2 separate regions of the Homo sapiens genome follow, and region 1 is linked to region 2. A link is a loop called in an ENCODE intact Hi-C map of the cell type or tissue named here. Cell type or tissue: mammary epithelial cell. All regions are shown on one strand.

Region 1 (8,000 bases), 80 kb after region 2:
CCAACTTCTGGCGCCTTAAAGATTTGCTATATTTGCAGACCACTTTTATACTTGTCAAGAATTATAATATTAGCTGGGCATGGTGGTACATGCCTGTAGTCCCTGCTACTCAGGAGGCTGAGGCAGGAGGATCACTTGAGCCCAGGAGTTCAAGGCTGCAGTGAGCTGTGATCATACCACTGCATTCCAGCCTGGGGTACAGAGTGAGACCCTATCTCTAAAAAAAAAAATGAAAAAAACGAGTTATGATAAACCATAATTTTCCATCCTACTCAACTAGGAGTATATAGAAGTTAAGGACTGTTATCTTTTTTTTTTTTTTTTTGAGACGGAGTCTCACTCTGTCACCCAGGCTGGAGTGCAGTGGCGTGATCTTGGCTCACTGCAAGCTCCGCCTCCCAGGTCAAAGCAATTCTGCCTCAGCCTCCTTAGTAGCTGGGATTACAGGTGCACGCCACCACGCCCGGCTAATTTTTTGTATTTTTAGAAGAGACAGGGTGTCACCATGTTGGACAGGCTGGTCTTGAACTCCTGAACTCCTGATCTCGTGATCCACCCGCCTTGGCCTCCCAAAGTGCTGGGATTACAGGCGAGAGCCACTGCACCCAGCCTTTTTTTTTTTTTGAGACAGAGTTTTGTTCTTGTTGCCCAGGCTGGAGTGCAATGGCGCGATCTCTGCTCACCACAACCTCTGCCTTTCAGGTTCAAGCAATTCTCCTGCCTCAGCCTCCCAAGTAGCTGGGATTACAGTCATGTACCACCACGCCCAGCTAATTTTGTATTTTTAGTAGAGACAGGGTTTCTCCATGTTGGTCAGGCTGGTCTCAAACTCCCGACCTCAGGTGATCCACCCTCCTTGGCCTCCCCAAATGCTGGGATTACAGGCGTGAGCCACCACACCCGGGCTGGACTATTATCTTTCTTAACTCATTAGACCTTGTGTGAATTTTTTTTTTTTTTTCAGAAGAAGAATAGTGCTACATTTCAAATAGATTCCTAAAGAATAATTTAAAATGAGTTTTAATTACAAAACATAAGTTGTATCTGAAGGTGTCCTGGCTGTAATTTGTATCCTTGGGATGATGGACAGTGTGGATCCCTTACTCTGGTGGCCTTTGTCAGTCTTCCTCCTTCACCACTTCCCATGTCCCTGTCTGGGCCAATGATGGCCAAAGATGGTGAGCTTCAGCCACAGCAAGGAGGTTCTTCCTACTAGGGTGCAGATGGCTGCTCCCCCGCAGGCATCTCTGGACTGCATGAGCCTCCTGTTTTCCTTGGTCTGATGCTTAAGAGGATGAAGACAGTAGAGTGTCCAAGTGATGAGTCATGATAAACAGTTGCTTCATTTAGAATGCTAAGTCACGAATCACCATTCCGCTGGGCCTTGCTGTGAAGGCAAAGGGTGGGCAGAAGGGCATTTCTGTTCTATAGTCATGTGTGTCTGCCTTCCCTGCAGGCCAACCCCAGTGCTGATCTCTACTACACTTCCTTCAGTGACCCTCTCTACCTGACCATGTTCAAGATGCTGCGTGACACTCTGTACTACATGAAGGGTGAGGACAGTTTGCCCATGTGTTTGTGAGTACAGCAAGACTGGCTCCCAGGCCACTGTCGCATGCTAGTGGTTGCAGACTGGTACTCACTTTCTGCTGGGGCCACTGAAAAACACATATGAGCAAAGTGGTCATGTTACTGAAATTTTGGGAAAAAAGCAAATTTAAAAAATCTGTCCATGATCCTGCAACCCCGGTACCATCGATGATGGCTCCTTTGCTGAGTTTATTTCCTAAGGTGTTTATCTAAAATGTGCATGTTATATTGTCCTAAGGACAGATACAGTTTTACATATCCATTTAGATAGTTTAAAAAATTAAAAAAGAGGCCAGGCACAGTGGCTTATGCGTATAATCCCAGCACTTTGGGAGGACAAGGTGGGCTGATCACTTAAGGTCAGGAGTTCGAGACCAGCCTTGCCAAACAGGGTGAAACCCTGTCTCTACTAAAAATACAAAAGAAATTAGCCAGGCGCAGTGGCATGCACCTGTAATCCCAGCTACACAGGAGGCTGAGGCAGGAGAATCGCTTGAACTTGGGAGGCGGAGGTTGCAGTGAGCCCAGATCGTGCCACTGCACTCCAGCCTATGTGACAGAGTAAGACTCCATCTCAAAAACATTAAAAAAAAGAAAATGAAGTACTTGTAATACATGTAATCTGTTAATGTAGAGGTACTAGCTTTTTTTTTCAGACAGAGTCTTTCCCTGTCGCCCAGGCTGGAGTGCATTGGCATGATCTGGGGTCACTGCAACTTCTGCCTCCCAGGCTCAAGCAATTCTCTCGTGCCTCAGCCTCCCAAGTAGCTGGGATTACAGGCATGTGCCACCACGTCTGCCTAATTTTTGTATTTTTAGTAGAGATGGGGTTTTACCATGTTGGCCAGGCTGGTCTTGAACTCCTGGCCTCAAATGATCCACCCACCTTGGCCTCCCAAAGTGCTGGGATTACAGGTGTTAGCCACTGCACCCAACCTGAGACAATAGCTTAATAGTTAACATGCACACACAACAATTTAGCATTTTCTTCTAGTCCCTCTTTCATGAATTTTGTTTTTCCCAGAAGTGAGGAAACAATCTTTTATGCATTTTACAAAATGTTTTTCCTATGCTCTCCCCTCACACTGTTGAGTGTTCTTCGTAAGCTTAAGTTTTGATGAGCACATAATATTTTGTCAGGAAGGTATACCAAAATTTAGTAACCACTTTCCTAATCTGATTCTGAACATTCCTCAGAAGCTGAGTCATCTGGGCCACGGCAAGGGTTGAAACTCCCTAAGAAGGGGCATCAGGGATTACCCCTGCCCTCCCCACCACCCCTGCTGTGTGTTGCTGGCTGCCTTGGCTGGGCTGACTTGTGCGTGCATCATGGTGGTTCTCCTGAATTTTCCAGGCCCTGGGGATGAGAGTTTGAAAAGTCTCTCAAACTCAGGGTGAGTGCTCTGAAGATCCAGATAATTCTCTTCTCAAGGCTGCAACCAGTTTTTGCCCTTATCTGACAACCTTTTTCTTTCTTTTTTTTTTTTTTTTTGAGATGGGAGTCTCGCTCTGTCGCCCACGCTGGAATGCAGTGGCACGATCTTGGCTCACTGCAAGCTCCGCCTCCCGGGTTGACGCCATTCTCCTGCCTCAGCCTCCCGAGTAGCTGGGACTACAGGCGCCCACCACCACGCCCGGCTAATTTTTTGTATTTTTATTAGAGATGGGGTTTCACCGTGTTAGCCAGGATGGTCTCGATCTCCTGACCTCATGATCTGCCCGCCTCGGCCTCCCAAGTTGCTGAGATTACAGGCGTGAGCCACCGCGCCTGGCCCTGACAACCTCTTTCTTAAAAGAAAAAAAAATCACAGAAGTATCTCATATTGTCAGTGGAAGTAGTTCCAGCAACGATACTTCCCAATTTATATGTTTCATGTATTCAGGTTTTAGTACGTTGACTGCTTAAAACAAAGCATGGCTGTAACATCCCTGGGAAATGATCATTTCCTCTGATTGCCAGGTTGTGTGCACGTGGAGGACAGCTGTGCAATTCCTATCCAACTTCTTTCCAGTGGGCATTCTAGGACCCACAGTGGCCAGTAGCAAATGCTACTTTTCTGGGGTTTTTGTTAAAAGGGGAAGACTGTAGCCGCTGCTAGCACTGCCTGTGTTCTACTGTAGTTTTGTTCCCAGCTGTGATGCCACACTCTTTCCTACAGACCTCCCGACCTCTTTTGTGAAGGAGATCCATGATTTTGTGCTGGAGCAGTTCAACACGAGCCAGGGGGAGCTCCAGAAGATTCTACATGACGCAGACCGGATCCACAATGAGCTGAGCCCCCTCAAACTGCGCTGTCAGGCGAATGCTGCCTGTGTGGACCTCATGGTGTGGGCTGTGAAGGACGAGCAGGGTGAGACAGACTGCCTTGCCTCTCATGTGAGCTCCAGGCATGACCCAGAGGCTTTCTTGCCACAAGTTTCCCCAAACTACTTCTAGAACACTTGGCTCTGTTACCAGCACAGGCAGTTGCAGTAGGCCTCCTGGGCACGTGCAGAGTGGAGCATTAGCCCCTGCTGTGCTCTGCACGTCTGGTGTCCTGTCCTGCATGGAGGGCACTGGACCTGGGAGGATGGGGATGCCCGTGGCCTCAGGGCCTGTGTATGCTCTCTGCTGCATCTTGCTGGTTCTTTAGGCTTTTCTGTGGTGACATGGAAGCTCAGTGCCTTCAGGTGAAGTGTTTTTCTGGGGGAGGAGTAGAATGGGAAGTTTTCTGTGGAATGAACACTGCGGGGACAAGGGGGCTTAGGGCCAGCGGAGAAGAGAGAGAGAGTGTCACACACTGTGTGACCTCTCAGTATGAATAAGCCCTGCCTAAAGTATGTCTCTGGGGTTTTATTAAATTCTGTGCTTACTTGGTGGATAAGTGTGTTAGAAAGACTGGCCTGTGCTGATCACTCATCTCCTCTTCTGGTTTTGAATTAAGGTGCAGAAAACCTTTGCATCAAGCTATCTGAGAAGCTGCAGTCCAAGACGTCCAGCAAAGTCATTATTGCTCACTTGCCCCTGCTGATCTGCTGTCTGCAGGTCAGTCTCCCTGAACCCAGAGAGGCTCAGATCCCACCTGTAGGGCCTCCCTCTTGTCACGCTGTTGCTGTTCAGGCTGTGGTGGGCACACCAGCAGCGGAGACCCTGCCGGTTCTGTCTTTAGGAGCTTTAACCAGTGCGTGCTGTGCACAGTTCATCACTGAGTGTGGGCTGCCCCCTGCAGGATGCCAGGGCTTTCTGTCAGTGGCATATGGGTGCAGCTGGCTTCAGTTCTCCGTTGTTGTGAGGCTGGGGGCCATTCCCAAGGCCTGTGGGGGAAGGACTGTGGACATGTGCCATGGGGCCACGCAAGGGGATGTCTCCTGACACCCACAGTGCTAGCTCTGCTCTGCCGAGACTCTTAACCTTGTCACAATCCCACTGACTCCACACCTGCCATTGTTTAAAAATTATATTTTGTCCCTTTCTTCTTTAGTATGCTTCCAAAAGAGATGAGCACACTTTAACAATCTATATCCCCTGGCCAGGTACGGTTGCTCACTCCTGTAATCCCGATACTTTGGGAGGCAGAGGTGGGAGGATCGCTTGAGCCCAACCTGGGCAACATAGTGAGACTCCGTCTGCACAAAAAATTTAAAAAATTAGAATTAGTTAGGGATGATGGTGTGTGCCTACAGTCCCAGCTACTCAGGAGGCTGAGGTGGGAGGATTGCTTAAGCCCAGTAAGTCAAGGCTGCAGTAAGCCATGATCGTGCCACTGCACTCCAGCCTGGGCGACAGCGAGACCCTGTCTCAAAAACAAAACAAAAAAATAGTAGTTGATGTCCCCTATAGGTGGAGGAGAGTCAGCACCATCGCTTCCATCTTTTTATGTCCTGGGCAGGTGGCCTGTGGGAGCTTTGACCTTCGAAGTTTTGGGTCAGACTTGGGTACTGAAGGGTTGAGCACCTCCCTGCTCAGGGCCTACTCAGATGGTCCCATACCACAGGCCATGTGACAGGTTGATGGTGTGTTGCAGGGTTTGGGCCGCCTGTGCGAGAGGTTCCCGGTGGTGGTGCACTCTGTGACACCGTCCTTGCGAGACTTCCTGGTCATCCCGTCCCCAGTTCTGGTGAAGCTCTACAAGTACCACAGTCAGTACCACACAGGTAATAACAGACTATGTGCCCTTCAGGCCCTGAGAAAGGGGCTCTGTGACTGTGTGTGAGCCTCACACAGGTTTCATGACTGTACCTGGGTGCATTCCTTCGCCACACCTTTCCTTCTGTCTTTCCCTTTGCGTCCCCTCCAAGCTCCAGGCCTTTCTTCCCCGGCCTTCTCTCATCCTGTATTCCTGTTACACCAAAGGCCCCTTCAAGTCCTGTTTTCTTTTTGACATCTTTCACTGTGGAAGTCTGAAATGCAAATCCTGTGTGCCCCAAACACTTAGCCAGGGGCCCAGTCCCTGCTACCCCTGCGAGAATGGATTATGATGTTTCCACATATGATGAAACAATAATTAACATTAATTAATTAAACACCTGCTGTGTGCTAGTGTCTCTGATGTAGTATCACCCTCTTACCCACAGTCTCATGAAGGTGGCTGTTTTTATCTTCCCCTTCAGATGAAGACTTAAAGTCAGAGCAGTTTAAAGATTTAGCCAGGCGTGATGGCGCTCACCTGTAGTCCTAGCTACTCAGGAGGCTGAAGTTGTAGGATGGCTTGAGCCCAGGAGGTTGAGGATGCAGTGAGCTGTGATAGCGCCACTGCATTCCGGCCTGGGTGACAGAGCAAGACCCTATCTCAAAAACAAACAAAAAACAAGACTTCCCTGAACCCCGTAGTGGGGAGGGTTCTCTCAGGCTCTAAGGCCCCTGCTCCCGCAAGCATCCCTAACCCTCACCAGGCTTTGTACATATTAGTGAGGTAACTCCAAGCACAGGGCCATGCCTCAGTCGCCCTCAGAGCTGCCTTTGGTGGTTGGTCATCAGTACTTTTGAACAGTTGATTGAGAAATTGGTAGTTTTCTGTATTTATCACTTTCTAACTTGAATATTCTTCCTTTTGATTTAAACATATTATTTCCTGTTGCTCTTAGACTCTTCTCTTTCTGAAATATTTGGTCAGATGTTTTTAGAGTGATCATTTTGCTTTTATAAATGATCAGCATATTATCTTGGTTTTTGAATTACAAAGAAGGTGATGGAAAATGATAGGCCTAACTAGGTATATATTTGAATTTTTTACTTTCAGTTGCTGGCAATGATATAAAAATCAGTGTGACCAATGAGCATTCCGAGTCAACCCTGAACGTCATGTCGGGTAAGAAGAGCCAGCCCTCCATGTACGAGCAGCTCCGAGACATCGCTATTGACAACATCTGCAGGTGGGAAGCTGGGCAAGTGGCGAGTAGACAGCAGTGCTCCAGACAAGCGGGTTATTACAAAATAAGAGACATTTATACTTCTTTTTTGAGATTGAGTCTCGCTCTGTTGCCCAGGCTGGAATGCAGTGGCACAATCTCGGCTCACTGCTACCTCTGCCTCCTGGGTTCAAGCTATTTTCCTGCCTCAGCCTCCCCCGAGTAGCTGGGATTACAGGCGCCCACCACCACGCCCAGCTAATTTTTGTATTTTTAGTAGAGATGGGGTTGCACCACGTTGGCCAGGCTGGTCTCGAACTCCTGACCTCAGGTGATCCACCTGCCTTGGTCTCCCAAAGTGCTGGGATTACAGGTGTGAGCCACTGCACCCACCCCATTTATACATTTTTTTTTATACAGTCTTGCACTGTTGCCTGGGGCGGGAGTGCAATGGCGCAATCTCAGCTCACAGCAACCTCTGCCTCCTGGGTTCATGCAATTCTCCTGCCTCAGCCTCCCAGGTAGCTGGGATTACAGGCACACACCACCATTCTTGGCTAATTTTTTATATTTTTAGTAGAGATGGGATTTCACTATGTTGGCCAGACTGGTCTCAAACTTGTGACCTCGTGATCCGCCTGCCTCAGCCTCCCAAAGTGCTGGGATTACAAGCGTGAGCCACCGTGCCTGGCTGCATTTATACTTTTTTAAAGCTTGTTTCTGATTATTTTAAACCTACACTTGATCTATAAAGAGGAATTATTTCTTGTTACTTCTTTTCTTTTCCTGATCATAAACATAATAAGAGGCCTGGTGTGGTGGCTCAAGCCTGTAATCCCAGCTACTTGGGAGGCCGAGGCAGGTGGATCATGAGGTCAGGAGTTCGAGACCAGCCTGGCCAATATGGTGAAACCCTGTCTCTACTACAAATACAAAAAATTAGCCGGGCGTGGTGGCACGTGCCTGTAATCCCAGCTACTCGGGAGGCTGAGGCAGGAGAATCACTTGAACCCGGGAGGCGGAGGTTGCGGTGAGCCGAGATTGTACCATTGCACTCCAGCCTGGGCAACAAGAGCAAAACT
Region 2 (8,000 bases):
ACCACTGTTTATAGGCTGCAGACTGTAAAGGGAAGTACTGGGAAATGGCAAAGGTCACATGGGCCAGTGCCATGTTTTAAGGTCAAAGGCACTGTTATTTTAAGTGACCTATCTCATTATTAAAATCAGTCACTTTCACCATCTTCAAAATATTTTGTTTTTTTAAAAAGACAAGGGCCTTGTGGCTCCAACTATTTTGTTGGATGTACCAACATAAATAAATCAGTTTTAATTGATGCTTCTGCATGATTTCTTTTGTAAAATGAAAGGAGAAAATGAACTGGGCCAGTTAAAATGGTATCTGGGCTTTTTGCCCCCTTAGCAAAATCCTTCTATACAAAGTCAGCGTCATTTATAGAGTGCCAGTCCTAAAACCAGGTGGCAGAGAAATAAGTGATGATTCAAGTTACCTTGCAAGAAGTGCAGAAGAGTGGGTGGGAATGCTAGACAGGTCAGGAGACCCCCGGTACCAAATAAACATTTTGCCCTACTGAGGCCTGCCTAATGGTGATTCCCAGAGGGGTGGAGGAAGACCATTGTGCAGCTGCATCTGTGCAATACTCCATTCCCACAAACTCTATTGGGCGCCCCTGTCGGTCAGCCTCGCAGCCTCGAGCCAGTGGAAGACCTGTTGCAAATCACAGATGGAGAGTTACAGATGGGAGCACGTGGGGAAGAGGGGCTCACCCAATTCCCCACACATTTCCAGGAGTCGCAGTGAGCAGTGCTGGTGTGAAGCCCTCCTACTAATATACATGCCAAGGATGGGGGGCTGGAGGGAAGCGGGGACATCTGCCAACAAAAGAGCAAGATGGCACACTCTATTTCCCATTCTAACACTGATCCTTTCTGGGAGGATGAAAGAATCACAGATAATGTGCTCAGAGAGTGTGTGTGTGTGTGTGTGTGTGTGTGTGTGTGTGTGTGTGTGTGAATGATGACTCCTAAACAAAGGTGTGGGAAGGACCCTCCTCCACCAAACGACTGGTTCACAGGCCCCCTTAACACTCTGACTCATGGTAAGGCTTAGGAATGAGAAATAGAGGCTCATGGCTGCAAGACTGAAATTCTGTTCCCATCTTTCCATATGCTCATTAAAATGAGAAATGCAACTCTTCTTATTCCAGCATGGTAATCAAACGCCCAAGATATGCAGGGCCAGGCTACTGTGCTCAGACAAAAACTCTAATAAGCATTTTGCTGGAAGAACTTGGTGAGGTGTTAACCCTAGGAAAATGTGGGACAAACACTTCCTTATAACAGCAAAAATGTCTTAAGACCTACTCTATTATAACATTTGCAAACACACATTAATTTACATACTAAAATAGTAAATGAAATTTCTTGGAAGTTCAAAAAAAGATCTTTCAAATCTTTTCATCACAATAGAGTGGAAATCCGTCTGTCTTCAGAGTTGTCGAACTTTTCTTTCTGTGCTTTTTATGTTGACATCTAACTTGTCCACTTTGGTTGTCAGCCGGTCAAGAATGTCATCTTGCTCCTCAATTTCTGTCTGCATCCCCAGGGCTATGTCCTTCAGACGACCCAGTCCCATGGACAGCTCATCTGCAGGAGGAGGAAATGACACGCAGGCATGAGCAAACAGTCACGGCACCTGCAAATGCTTCTTGATGGTGTGGGTAAGTGGGAGAGACAGGGATCTGTGTTGCCTGGGGGGACTGCACCCACTGCAGAGATGAGTCTTGACTTAATTGATTCTGTCAGGGTGAAGAGTAAAGCCTTTTCCCAGGTTTGTGACTGTGTGTGTGTGTGTGTATGTGTGTGTGTGTTTGTGCACGCTGGGGGTAGGGAGATATGCCCAGGGCTGCTTTCTGCCTTTTTACTAGGAACAGCAGCCAGGAAAGAGCCAGAGAGGAGAGAGAAGAGGTGGTGCTTTGTAAGCCTTCTTACTTGCAAGATTAAATATAAAACACTAAGAGAAAAAGGATCAGGATACACAAAGGCTTAGCACTGGTACCACAAATCTAAGCAAAATCAGTTTTTTGTTTTTTTTTTTTTTGAGACAGCATTTTGCTCTTTTGTCCAGGCTGGAGTGCAGTGCCATGATCTCGGCTCACTGCAACCTCCGTCTCCTGGGTTCAAGCAATTCTTCTGCCTCAGCCTCCTGAGTAGCTGGGACTACAGGCACACGCCACCACACCCGACTAATTTTTTTTGTATTTTTAGTAGAGATAGGGTTTCACCATATTGGCCAGGCTGGTCTCGAACTCCTTACCTTGTGATCCGCCCGTCTTGGCCTCCCAAAGTGCTAGGATTACAGGCGTGAGCCACCGCGCCCGGCCAAAATCAGTTTTTTTAAAAAGGTAGTTTTGGCCGGGTACAATGGCTCATGCCTGTAATCCCAGCACTTTGAGAGGCTGAGGTGGGTGGATCGTATGAGGTCGGGATTTTGAGGCCAGCTTGGCCAACATGGTGAAACCCCATCTCTACTAAAAAATATAAAAATTAGCCAGATGTGGTGGTGCATGCCTGTATTCCCTGCTACTCGGGAGGCTGAGGCAAGAGAATCACTTGAACCTGAGAGGAGGAGGTTGCAGTAAGCTGAGATCAATGCACTGCACTCCAACCTGGGCGACAGAGCAAGACTCCGTCTCAAAAAATGAAATAAAAAGATAGGCTGAGTGTGGTGGCTCATGCCTGTAATCCCAGCACTTTGGGAGGCCGAGGTGGGTGGATCACTTGAGGTCAGGAGATCGAGACCATCCTGGCTAACATGGTGAAACCCCGTCTCTACTAAAAATACAAAAATTAGCTGGGCATGGTGGTGCACACCTTGTAATCCCAGCTACTCGGGAGGCTGAGGCATGAGAATCACTTGAACCCAGCAGGCAGAGGCTGCAGTGAGCTGAGATTGTGCCACTGCACTCTAGCCTGGGCGACAGAGTAAAACTCTCAGAAAGAAATTAAAAAATATAAAAATAAAAAGATTGTCTTCAAGTCAGGCACAGTGGCTCATGCTTGTAATCCCAGCACTCTGGGAGGCTGAGGTGGGAGGATCACTTGAGCCCAGAAGTTGGAGACTAGCCTGGGCAACAAAGCGAGACTCCATTTCTAAAAAAGAAAAGAAAAGAAAGAGAAAAACAGTATAATTAAAATTAAAAAAAAAAAAAAGATAAGTCTTCAGCTCTTTGCTTCTTAAGCTTACTAAAATTCATGGCCTCGTGCTCCATGGAGAGCAGAGCCTGTGGTTGCCTCAGGCCTCAGGAGGAAGCTCACTGGCAGCCAGGGCAGCAAAGGATAAGCAAACAGAGAGGCTGAGATAAAATGTGTGATAATGTAAAACCACCAGGCCAGGGCGCTGGAGTCCAGAGAGCTTGCCTGAGATCCTGAAATAGCAGGGAGATAGTGTTAAGACGGGAAGAGTGTGAACAAAGGCAACACTCCCTGCCCCACCAGAGTGGACCGGCCTGGCCTGTGTCAGCAGGGCCAGAGGGCTGAGCTCTGAACTAGCCACTCGCCCTTCTGCCCAGGCCCACCTCCTACTCTAGACTGCGTCCTGCCGGTAACTGCCCAGCTGCTCGTCCACAGTGCCAACTGTGCACCCTCAGCACCTCCTAGTGGCGGGCAGTACTCAGCACTTCTTCCTGCCTCTGAATGCAGTATCCTTCCTCAAAGTCCCTTCTCCCACTTCTGCCAGCAGGCACCAACCATACCACTAGCCCTAACCTCTCCCTTTCTCGCAGTGAAGGACAAAGGGCTTTCACGCCTCTCTGGGCTTCTCTGGAGTGGTTAGATCTGGGCAGACACACCTTCTGCCTCAGATAAGTCTTTGGCTCTGGAGGACAGAGTCCAGGGCATAGAAGGAGGTGGCAGCTGTCTGGGGCTTCCCAGACAGCAAGCAGGAGAAAACCCGTGCACAGACACTCCATGTGCATCTTCATGGGTTTCAGTTTTGCCTTCCACTAGATACCTTTACAGCAGGGGAGGATTTTATTATTTGTCCCCTACACTTTGCCAACTCCTAACAGGGGGTGGGAGACTGACAGGGTGACCCAGGTCACCACGGGGGAGATTTCTGCTCAGGGAGTAGCGGTAGGAGGAGGCAGCAAGTCTGAGACACTACTTAGAATAAACTCACAGAACTGCCCACAGGCCAACACCTACTTGAATTTCAAGTAACTGACTTTTCCATTCAAAAAATAATCACTGGCTAGGGCGCAGTGGCTCACACCTATAATCCCAGCACTTTGGGAGGCCGAGACAGGCGGGTCACCTGAGGTCGGGAGTTCGAGACCAGCCTGACCAACAAGGAGAAACCTCATCTCTACTAAAAATACAAAATTAGCTGAGCATGGTGGTGCATGTCTGTAATTCCAGCTACTCGGGAGGCCGAGGCAGGAGAATCGCTTGAACCCAGGAGGCAGCGGTTGCAGTGAGCTGAGATTGCACCATTGCACTGCAGCCTGGGCAACAAAAGCAAAACTCTGTCTCAAAACAAAACAAAACAAAACAAAACATAATCACTAAGTGCTTGCCTGCTGGGCCCCAGATACAAAGTAGTGACAAAATGGAAACACTCCCATGCTGTCCTGGAATCTACAGTCTGATTGGGAAGACAGCAGGCAAACCAGCAGATACACAATCACAAACGGCCAGGGCAGCCCCCTGGAAACACAAGGGTCCTGAGAGACAGGGAGAGGAGGCCATACTAATGCAAGACTGACAGAAAGAGAAGGAGCCAGCCTACAGAGAGTCGGGGGAGCCCATCCAGGCAGATAGGGGCCACGAGGCAGAAAGAACTCACATCAGAAATCCCACACGAGCCTGCAGGTGATGAGGGCAGAAGGGACTAGGGCAGCCAAAGAGAGCCTGGACTGCACTGTGAGTGTGTGGGGTTCCATGAGAGAGTTCTGGAAGAATATACCCTTCACTTCTTCTTTTTTTTTTTTTTTAGGTGGAGTTTCGCTCTTGTTGCCCAGGTTGGAGTGCAATGGTGCGATCTTGGCTCACTGCAACCTCTGCCTCCCGGGTTCAAGTGATTCTCCTGCCTCAGCCACCCGATAGCTGGGATTACAGGCGCCTGCCACCACGCCCGGCTAATTTTTGTATTTTTAGTAGAGACAGGGTTTCACCATGTTGGTCAGGCTGGTCTTGAACTCCTGACCTCGGGTGATCCACCCGCCTTGGCCTCCCAAAGTGCTGGGATTGCAGGCGTGAGCCACTGCGCCCGGCCCCCTGCACACCCTTCCGTTTTGAAACATCATGCTGGAGGCTGTGTGGCCAAAGTGCCAATTGCAACACGAGCACTAACTCTTACCATCCCAGGCACTTTCTGGCTCAGGTAACCTTTCCACTGTTCTCAGAGGTAGCCCATTTCACAAGGAGGAAAACAGGGCTCTGAGTGGCCAGGTGGGAAGGATGAAGTGAGCGGTCACGTCCAGGCTATACTTTATGGCCTCTCAGGGACTCCTGGGTCCCTGGTGCTGTTCATGAAAGTGAGAGGTGGGGAGGGCTCGGCTGGGCTAGAAGTAGGAAATGGTGAGAAGTGGAGAGATTCCAGAGACAGTGAGGTGGCAAGATGGACCCAGCTTGGCGTGGGATGTGATGTGTGGTGAGGGAACTGAAGCTGGAGGATGCTCATGCAGGGGCTATGCTTGGCGTAAGCTGCCTGAAGGACAGTGGCTTACAGAAGCTGGTGTGGTGCTCAGTCTTACCTAGGTTGCTGTCGATCTTCTGGTGATAGGCTCGAAGGTGTGGGTTCTTTGGGTAAGCATCAGTACTCATGGCAGAACCAGCCCCTCTGGGGACAGGGTCTAAGTTTAGAAGGAAACACCAGGAGAGCGGTTAATTGACATTCCTTCAAATGCTGCTTCACACACCCAAAACAATTTCATCTGGAAAATGGGTGGAAGGAACGAAGGGGTTGGTTCTGAGGCTATCCAGAGGGATGAGGGAGGAGCACAGCGCAGGCTCATGGGCCAGAAGAAGAGACGCTTCCACGGGGTAGGAGAGGGTTCTCACTTTCCCTCAGTACTTGGGAGATCAAACACCCTCAAATTAAGGGTCACCTAACTCCTGGTGCACAAGCTCAGGAAAGACAGAGTCACACAAGTGACAATACAGAAGTGGAACTGCAATAATGCAAAACTACACAGTCTGTGGACAAAGTATAAAAATACAAATTGTTACGTTACATAAATGGAATTATGGGTAATTTCGTTTCTTTCTGAAATTTATTTCTACACTATCTTTGCACTTGAAACAAATACGCAAAAAAAAAAAAAAGAAATGTTAAATAATGCACATTTGCCACAAGAAATCTTCCTTGAACTTTTAGTTTCTTCTTTTTTAAAATTATCTTTCTTGGCTTGAATGAACTTCAGTTTCTAAACGCACACGGAAAAGCCCTGTCATCCCGGTTTATCTCTTTCAGGGAAACTTCACTTTCTAGACTTAGCACATTTCCTCCAGCACCAACCAACTGAAACCATTCTGCAAACTGTGTCGATTTTTTCTTCAGTCTTTTAAGTTAATATATACTGCACAAATAAAAACTCTCTTTAATTCCTTAAAATTGTGTCTTGGGTGCAGTGTCCTGTGCCCCTTCTCCAGGGTGTGATGAGGCCGGTTTTCCCAGCCCTTGCCTTTCAATTTACACTCACTTCCTCCACTTGCCTTTCCAGAATGAACTGTGCTGATGATGTTAGTCTCTCCTGCTCCCCGCTCTTCCTCCATCTGGGCTCTCCTCAGCTGCATCAACCACAACCATGGTGGGTTCCAGAGCTTCCATGGTGTATCGTTTTCTTGAAGGCAGCACAGTAAGCCTTTGGTTTCTAGCACCAATTTCAATGTACCTGGCTATTGTGGGGGCCTATGGAGGAGGCCCCAGGAGCCCTAAATTCCTTTCCAGATAAGGGATGTTTCTGGGCCTATCACTTGATAGAAGTGGAATGATTCGATCAACACTGTCTTGCACACCTTGTCCATGTGGCTGCTGCTCCTTCTGCTTGGGCTGGAGGCTGTATTAGTCCCTCACTGATGCTGTGACAAATGACCACAAACTTGTCTTACGGTTCTGGAGGTCAGAAGTCCAACATGGGTCTCACTGGGCTGAGTCGGGGTGTCCTCAGGGTTGCACTCCTTCTGGAGCTCTTGGGAAGAATCTAATTCCTCGCCTTTTGCAGTTTCTACAGTTCACCCGTGTACCTTGGCAGGTGGGCCCCTTTCTCTATCTTCAAGGCCAGCAGCATCTTCAGATCTCTGACTCTGCTGCTCTCTCTCCTGCTTCTCTTTCCACTTAAAAGGGACCTTTGTGATGACACTGGACCCAACTGGACAACCCAGGATAATCTCCCCATCTTGCTGATTAGCAATTGTAACTCCATCTGCAACTGTAATTCCACCTTTGCCATATAACCTAACACACTCACGGGGTCTGGGGATTAGGACGTGGACAGCTTTGAGGGGCCAGTATTCTATTTACCAAGGGGTTTTTCTGCAGTTGGCTTTTTACTGCTGGAACAATTGAGAATGACACAGGCAGGAACCAATGATGGGCACGCTCATTTTCTTTTTTGAGACAGAGTTTCACTCTTGTTGCCCAGGCTATAGTGCAGTGGCGTGATCTCAGCTCACTGCAACCTCCGCCTCCCAGATACAAGTGATTCTCCTGTCCAAGCCTCCCAAGTAGCTTGGATTAGAGGCATGTGCCACCACATTTGGCTAATTTTTTTGTATTTAGTAGAGACAGGGTTTCACCACGTTATTAGTAAGGCTGGTCACAAACTCCTGACCTCAGGTGATTCACCCAGCTTGGCCTCCCAAAGTGCTGGGATTACAGGCGTGTGTTACTGCACCAGGCTGGCCGGGCAGGCTCATTTTCAATGGAATGCAGGCCCTCACTTCCTTGTTCTCCTCTCCATGGAGGGAGGGAGGGAGAGAAGGAGGAGCCCCACCATAATGCACACCCCCAGCTCCGCAAGAGCATGCGGGGTCCCTAAGGCCCTTTGGCTAGCATGGGTGATGCCAGCAGCTGGGGC

The links. A loop is a pair of places that touch in the nucleus more often than their neighbours do. Peaks named below come from ENCODE experiments on the same cell type or tissue, not always from the same donor. Only the 100,000 strongest peaks of a DNase experiment are listed, where the experiment ranks them.
Region 1: it touches region 2 in a loop (16-fold over the local background); 11 of 110 quality-filtered maps call a loop at or near these places.

Annotation. Positions count from the first base shown.
Region 1 is chr22:20,800,915-20,808,914 of GRCh38, reverse strand. It overlaps PI4KA (phosphatidylinositol 4-kinase alpha), which reads left to right. Exons shown (of 55, transcript NM_058004.4): 10 at 1,457-1,553; 11 at 3,750-3,941; 12 at 4,515-4,615; 13 at 5,595-5,724; 14 at 6,810-6,942. Among named protein-coding and RNA genes, the nearest start is that of SERPIND1, 31 kb to the right of the region's middle. In mammary epithelial cell, a CTCF peak has its summit at 4,789 (motif pointing left); a DNase peak (open chromatin) is centred at 1,324.
Region 2 is chr22:20,881,245-20,889,244 of GRCh38, reverse strand. It overlaps SNAP29 (synaptosome associated protein 29), which reads right to left. Exons shown (of 5, transcript NM_004782.4): 4 at 5,676-5,774; 5 at 1-1,566. The coding sequence ends at 1,409. Among named protein-coding and RNA genes, the nearest start is that of SNAP29, 26 kb to the right of the region's middle. RefSeq lists an enhancer at 2,974-3,474. In mammary epithelial cell, a CTCF peak has its summit at 3,565 (motif pointing left); DNase peaks (open chromatin) are centred at 3,304 and 3,414; H3K4me3 peaks cover 135 bases; H3K27ac peaks cover 648 bases.